2 separate regions of the Homo sapiens genome follow, and region 1 is linked to region 2. The links are chromatin loops, found by intact Hi-C in ENCODE. Cell type or tissue: PC-3. All regions are shown on one strand. Region 1 overlaps INPP4B (inositol polyphosphate-4-phosphatase type II B). Region 2 overlaps INPP4B (inositol polyphosphate-4-phosphatase type II B).

Region 1 (4,000 bases), 78 kb before region 2:
CCTGGGCAACAAGAGCAAAACTCCATCTCAAATAATACTACTACTACTAATAATAATATCCCTTTTGTTTCTCTTCCTGTGCCAAATCTCAGTTCTTACATAGACAGTGAGTACCTTGCCATTGCTCAGTTCTGGCTCTTTTTTCTCTAATATTGAAATGCCTCAGGATTCAGCACAGCATCCTTTGTTTTACATATATTTTATTTAGTTCAAACAAACAGTTCCAGACTTTAATGTCATTTGATGCTGCATTACAGACACATGTACTGCATCTCCACTTAGCTGTCTAACAGACATGTTAGGTAACAAGGCTAAAACATAATTTAAGTCCTGCTTACTCTGCTGCCACCTCAGATCAGCTCTTCCCTTTCTTTCTATCACAGGAAATGACACTCACCCACTTTCAGACATCTGTATTAAACACCTCAGTCCTCCTTGATGCTTTTGTATTCTCTATACTCCATAGCCATCCATCAGCAAGTCAGACCATTCAGCAAGATCTCCACTACTGCCTGTCATCTACCGTCACTTGTTCTCCTACTGTCAGAAGCTGTTTTCCTGTCTTTTACCATGCTTGCCCCTCTATTAAGTTTCACTAACTCCTAATATATCCATTTAGACACATAGCAAAGCAACCAATGCACAATGCTAGTGGCATAGTAAAAATACTTCCCGAAGAGCTTCCATGGAATCAAAATTCAGCTGTATCCTAGCTATGCACAGGGAGCCAAGCTTGTCAAAAAAGCAGTGGTGCTTATCCAACTGCAGGAAAGTGGAAATCTTTTCATCTGCTCATCACCAAGAGATTGAAGCTCTTGAATCTCAAGGAGGAAGTTTATCTACAGCCTCTTTCTGTACAATCTCTTGTTTTTAAACTTGTTTCTCAAGTTTTTCAACCCCCTTTTCCACTGCCAATTTATGTGTGTGTGTATGTATGTATGTATGTATGTATGTATGTATGTATGTATGTATTTATTTATTTATTTATTTTTAGACAGAGTCTCACTCCGTCGCCCAGGCTGGAGTGCAGTGATGCGATCTCAGCTCACTGCAACCTCCGCCTCCCGGGTTCAAGCGATTCTCCTGCCTCAGCCTCCTGAGTAGCTGGAATTACAGGCACGCGCCCTCATGACTGGCTAATTTTTATATTTTTAGTAGAGATGAGGTTTTACCATGTTGGTCAAGCTGGTCTTAAACTCCTGACCTTGTGATTCGCCCACCTCGGCCTCCCAAAGTGCTGGGATTACAGGCATGAGCCACCGCGCCCAGACGATTCTATTAGGGTTGAATGCTACCAACTTTTCCCAGTGATAGAATCTTGCTTCTGTTCTTTTTTGCTGCATCTGAAATGGATGGAGCGAACTATGAACTGGCTCAACATCAAACACCACCATTACCAGTGTTGTATATTCTCAAATACTAACCTCTACTCACTCTTTTAAGTCAGACCTTCCAAAAGAATCAATTTGAAGTTTTTGTCCTTGGAAGTATTAGAGGATTCATCATCTCCCCAAAAGGATAGGGTCTCTCTCTTTCCTCCATCTTTATTCTTTTCCCACTTCTATTTCCTAACTAACTTTTCTCTTTAATTCCACTCTACCATGCAAACATCATGATGCTACAATTTATGTTATCAGCTCCTGGAAATGATGCAAATCATAGGAAAGAGAATAAGATACATTTAAGAATCTTAAGGTTTAGTTTTGGAATAACATGTACATGGCTTAAAACAACAGCAGTTACCTGACTATGAAAAAGGCAAAATATAAAATATACCAGAGAGGAATAACTTCCAAGGTACAGCTCAAAATGCTTTATATATATCATCATTCATTTCTTCTACAAAGATTCAAATACCAGGGAAGTTTTCTTAGAGAAACAGAATGTTGTGATGTATAGTGAAGGCCGGATAGGGTTTCAAGGATTAGAAATTAGGTGAGATAGAGGGGTATAAATAACATGGAAAGCCATGGAAAGAAGAATGGCAGATGTATTTGGGAATGATTCACAGCTAGCTTTGGTCATAATGATGAGGAGGCAAAAAAAAAATGAAAGGAAAATTAAATGCTAGGATATTTTCTGTTTCTTATCTATTTTATACATTTTCTAAAATAAACATTTGCTGTAAGAAATTCAGTAAAATGAGATGAGGCTATGTTGTAAATGTTTGTGGTTGATGACAAACACAGACATCATTCTCTAGATGTAGGGTGGGCAAACACTGAAGACTTATGAGCAGCAAAGTGTTGGGATTAGCTGTGTTGTAGGATGGCACCTAGCATGAATAAGTAGGGTGGCTTGAGCCAGGACTGAGGGACAAGAGTTGAATAAACTAGGGACATGGAGACCAATTAGTAGGCTACTACAATAGTAAAGGCAAGAAATAGTGAGAGCTTGAACTGGAGAATGAAGAGGAAAGACTAGGAAGATACAGATTCTAAAACAGAAGTAATTTAAAAGTAGAAGACAATTAAGATTTTAGATAGAAGATCAGAAAGAAAAAATTTAAAAAGTTATTTTCAGGTTTTAGAAAAAATACATTATATTTAAACATGCTAAGTTTGATGTATGACGTTAGTTAGATATAGATAATAAAAAGGGAGGTTTGGAGAGGATCTATGCCATGGATCTATTCCTTATATTTCATGCAAGAAGTAGATTAATTAGATGGAATCATCCACGTAGAGAATACATCACACAGACAAGGGTGGAGGGCAAAACTGGGGGAATGCTTACATTTGTATGGCTAGAGAAGAAGGCAGATAGTAAGGAGTGACATAGAAAACAGTCACAGATTCAAAGACTTACTGTGTAAGTAAGTATGTGTCAAATGCTGCAGTTGGAGCAAGGAGGCTACAAAGGAAACGAGGTCACCAGATTCCATGATTTTGTGATTTGTAGCCTGTGACTTTCAGTCGAATTTTAGGAACAGGGATTAGGTTACAAGCAGCTGATGAATGAAGAAATGGAAGGCAGCATTCTATCCTATGGAAACTACTGTGTTCAGAGCACTGATAGTGAAAGAAAAAAAAACACACAGAACCTCACCCAGCCAATAGGATTGATGGAACCGTTTTAAGATATATGAAATGAGGATGCTTGGAGGCACAGAGAAAGGGGTAAGTAGGGAAGATCCAAGAATAATATGGAATATTTCATCATCTTTTTGTCGTTGTTTCTCAGGAGAACAAAAGTTATTTCAGGGTTAGATATTAGCCATACAATAGATAAGTTTCACTGATTATCAAAAAGTCCTTAGTCAGAGTCCACAACCACAAAGCATTCTCTCATTCATCTGAACATGAAACTGAAGAGAAAGGTGTTTAGGAACAGGATGCAGGGAACGTAGGAAAGTAACCCAGTTAGAAAATTCACTTTTCCATTTTGTGACACAATCAGAAATTTTTGCAATATATTCTCAGCCCTTTAGTAAGAAAATACAGCCAAAATTGAATTTCTGAGCACCTAACAATTAATGTCAAAATATATTAGAACACCTGTGCTGCTAAGTGTGTTTGAAGTAGCATCTTTGCATATAATTTTAAAGCCCAATGTTATGAAAATCTCAAGAATGTACATACCTATATAAATGTTAATGCAGTGTATACATCTCCTGAACTGATCCCTTCTTCACATGGTAATTTGGTTTAAAGCCTTCCAATGAACATATACACAAACAAACACAACGCTACTAATTAGGAACATTTTATTAACACCAGTGACTGTCAAAACGATTATGCCACAATGCCTTTGTACTGGCCTTTTAATTTCTAATAACTAAAATTTTTAATTACCGGGAACTAGATTTTGTATCCAACATACTATTTCTGATTATGGTCATTGGGAAAGCCTTACAAGTGGCTTTCCAGAACTTCAGTATCTACTTAGAGTTAATAAAGAGGTCCATCTAGTTTCCAGATGGCTACTTCCTCTTGTTTTTCTAATATTGAGCATTTTTCTTTTTTAAAATTGGTACTGTCCCACTGTAAGTTACAGAGAC
Region 2 (4,000 bases):
TATACTGTTGGTGGGACTGTAAACTAGTTCAACCATTGTGGAAGACAGTGTGGCGATTCCTCAAGGATCTAGAACTAGAAATACCATTTGACCCAGCCATCCCATTACTGGGTATGTACCCAAAGGATTATAAAACATGCTGCTATAAAGGCATATGCACATGTACGTTTGTTGCGGCACTATTCACAATAGCAAAGACTTGGAACCAACCCAAATGTCCATCAATGATAGAATGCATTTAGAAAATGTGTCACATATACACCATGGAATACTATGCAGCCATAAAAAAAGATGAGTTCATGTCCTTTGTAGGGATATGGATGAAGGTGGAAACCATCATTCAGAGCAAACTATTGCAAGGACAGAAAACCAAACACTGCATGTTTTCACTCATAGGTGGGAACTGAACAATGAGAACACTTGGACACAGGATGGGGTACATCATACATTGGAGTCTGTCGTGGGGTGGGGGGAAGGGAGAGGGATAGCATTAGGAGATATACCTAATGTAAATGACGAGTTTATGGGTGCGGCACACCAACATGGCAGATGTATACACATGTAACAAACCTGCACATTGTGCACATGTAGCCTAGAACTTAAAGTATATATACACACACACACACACACACACACACACATACACATATATATACATATATACGTATATATGAGTTCTATATATATATACATATATACGTATATATACGTGTGTATATATATGTATATATATAGAACTCATTACCTAAACCCAACTTACAAATATTTCCTTCTGAGTTTTCTTCTAGAAGTTTCACAGTTTTAGCTCTTACATTTAGATCTATAATCTATTGTGAGCTAATTTTTGTGTATGTGTAAATTCTTCTCTTTCCATATAGATAAACCAATTGTCCCAGCATCATTTTTTGAAAAGATTCTCCATTCTCCATTGAATTACCTTGGCAGCTTTGTTTAAAATCAATTGACTTTAAAGATAATAGTTTATTTCTGGACAGTAAATTTTGTTCTATTAATCTACATTATATACTTATGCTAATACTACATTGTCTTGATTATTATAGTTTTGTAGTAATTTGTGAAGTCAGAAAGTGTAAGTTTTTCCACTTTGTTCTTCTTTTACAAAATGTCTGGGTCCTTTGCATTTACATATAAATTTTAGGTTAGGCTTGCCAATTTCTGCAAAAAGACTACGGAGATTTAGATAGCGATTGCAATGAATCTATAGATCAATTATGGAGAATTACTAAACAATATTGAGTCTTCTAATCCATGAACACAGGCTGTCTCTCCATTTAGTGGATCCTATTAATTTCTCTCAGCAATATTTTGTGTCTTCTGTGTACAACATTCAGACTAACTTTGTTAAGTTTATACCTATTCTTTTCGATGTGATTATAAGTTAGACTCGTTAATCTAAACCACCATTTCTGACAACTTTCAGGACTGTGCTATTTCCTACTCCAATCCAAGTCAAGTCAGCCCCCTCTGTTAGTGAAGCTGCTGGTGTTAATGGCCTTGCCCTAGGAAATTGTGTTCACAGGGCCAGGGTTGATGGGAGCAGCCCTCAGCAAAATGCCACAGACTTCTACTGATGCTGCCCAATGTTCACTAGTTTCTCACAAATAAGTACTTCTGAATTTGTGGTGTGCATCCAATTTATTCTGTTTATCCTAAAATGGTTGTTTTGGATTGTTATTTCCAGTTGTAATATTCCTTTTGGAGAGAGGGTGTGCTAAGCTGCTCACTTCATCATTCTAGGAGCCATGCCCCTACCTGCATGATCACTTTTGAGTTTCAATACTGTTTGAAGAACTTCCTCAGAAAAAGCATGCTGTACTCTGCCTACACTAAATGGCCTGGTAAGCTTCCCTTAAACATTGTGATATAAGTGTTAGTGTTTCACTTTTGATAGTAAACTTGAGAGAAATATAGAATTGTACTGTTTTTCAGGTGTGCGTATGAGCAATTTTATTCTTTTTCTCCCAAATGAATGGCAAGTTAAGCATTAATTCTAGGTAAATATTTAGTTTCTGAGGATGTGGGTTTTTTTGTGAGTAAGAAAGTCACCTTTCAGTCAACTATGTGGTTCTGGGTATCCTTCATAACATTTAAAATAATTATTATATGTTTACTATCAACAGGAAAACAAGTTTACTTTGAACTTTATACTCAGTGTGTTTTGCATCTCTCTCTAGCATGAAAAGGCTCTCCCTTTTGTATGTTCATATGTTTTGAACATGACCCCAGAATGTTTCAAATTTTAAATATCCTCATGCAGCAATTAAAAGCACTAACACCGGAATAGTTTGGACCTCTGATTGAGACAACTTACTATAAGATGTACCTCTTCTATTGGAGGTCTGTTCTACACACCATCATTTTTCTTAATTATTTCTGACATTTTGCCTATCATACACTGACCTTCGAAGCTATTTATTGAAAACCCTTCTCGGAAATCTCATAGTCTGAGAGTGAATTGTCAAAAATAATTAAGAAAAATGGTGGTATATTCCCCTGACACAGAAATATATCTTTTCTAAAATGTTGCTGCTTTTAACTGAATTTAATTTAAAGTCATTTCAAGAATTATGAGTCTATTAACTGAACAACTCCCGCAAAAGTAAAAACACCCAGAGCTTTGGATGAGATAGTAATAAGGAGAAAAATGTTCTCATGCAGGCTATTATTTTGAATTTCTTGTATTTTGTGGGAGAGTACTGCCATACTCAACTCACTACAATTTAAAACATTCATGAGACTTCCAGGAGTTTTTTGAGATTGTCCCCTATCATATCATCCATGTGTATTTCTTACCAAAAAGGAAAAGAAAAAAAACAAAAGAAATATTCCCAAATCAAACCTGAATTCTCCTTGCCTCCTCTGACAGGAGTTAACACGACATGTCTAACAAAGCCTGGTCTTCAGGAAGTGAGCACTGCTTACCGTCTTCCTGTTATAACTGGCAACACATCATTGGATTTGGCTTCAATTATTTTAAATGCAACTTTCTTTAAATCGGAAATGCCAACGGCCATGTCCTCTAGCATTCCAATTTCATCGCCTAAACAATAGAAAAGGCACTTAGCTACAAACAAACATTTGAGGAAAATGTCACTAGCTACTATGCCTCCCTGCTGGAATTTGTTCTAGCATTTTATTGAATGAGTTTCTGAATGCAGTGAACCTACTCTAGACACTTTTCCTCAGAGGCTGAAGGTGTTTCTTAGTGAAATGAGAACCATTTCAATGGACTTCAGAAGTCAATCTACCCTTTGAGGGAAGGAAGAACGTGGACATTTGCTGTGAGGCTGGAGAGAGTGTTTTAACCCCTTTGTGATTTGTGCACCTTTCTTTCTACTGGCAGGACTGATATCTGTTGTCTAGAAATAACAGAGGTAGCTGAATTTATCATCACTGACCCAGGTTCATGCTAGTTTTGCATCTCCATACATTAACAAATGAAGCCTGACAGGGAGATCATTAAGATTCCAGATCAGCACTCTCTAACAGAAATATGTGAGCCACATATATAATTTTAAATTTCCTGGTAGTCATTTTTTAAAAGAGTGAAATTAAAAAGGTAGAATTAATTTTAATAATATATTTTACTTAATCCAGTATATCCAAAATACCATTTCAATTGTAAATTAATATGAAATTATTAATTATCAATATAAAATATCTTTTAAAACTAGTTTTTGAAATCTGGTATGCATATCTAGTACTTATTGATTTGGACTAGACACATTTCAATTACCCAAAAGTCACACAAGGCTACTATATTGAACAGTGCAGTTCTAGACATTACAGGGTTGAGACTTTAAAATCCAGTCATTGCAACTATGTTGGCACAGAGCCTTTTATATTAAAAAAGCCAGATGGCTGCTCAGGAGTCCACTCTGAAATAATCTATAATTCCATTTTCAAAGCATAATAGGAGGCAAAAGTAAGTTACAAGGTGAATGCAAAAAACTGAAAGTTATATTATTTTTGTAATACT

What was found. Peaks named below come from ENCODE experiments on the same cell type or tissue, not always from the same donor. Only the 100,000 strongest peaks of a DNase experiment are listed, where the experiment ranks them.
Region 1: it touches region 2 in a loop (7-fold over the local background); 2 of 110 quality-filtered maps call a loop at or near these places.

The regions. Positions count from the first base shown.
Region 1 is chr4:142,041,590-142,045,589 of GRCh38, forward strand. The region is part of intron 25 of INPP4B (inositol polyphosphate-4-phosphatase type II B); the gene reads right to left. Among named protein-coding and RNA genes, the nearest start is that of IL15, 410 kb to the left of the region's middle. In PC-3, no CTCF peak of the experiment used is centred here; DNase peaks (open chromatin) are centred at 2,212 and 2,862; H3K27ac peaks cover 1,752 bases.
Region 2 is chr4:142,119,185-142,123,184 of GRCh38, forward strand. It overlaps INPP4B (inositol polyphosphate-4-phosphatase type II B), which reads right to left. Exons shown (of 26, transcript NM_001101669.3): 21 at 2,944-3,061. Among named protein-coding and RNA genes, the nearest start is that of IL15, 480 kb to the left of the region's middle. In PC-3, no CTCF peak of the experiment used is centred here; no DNase peak of the experiment used is centred here.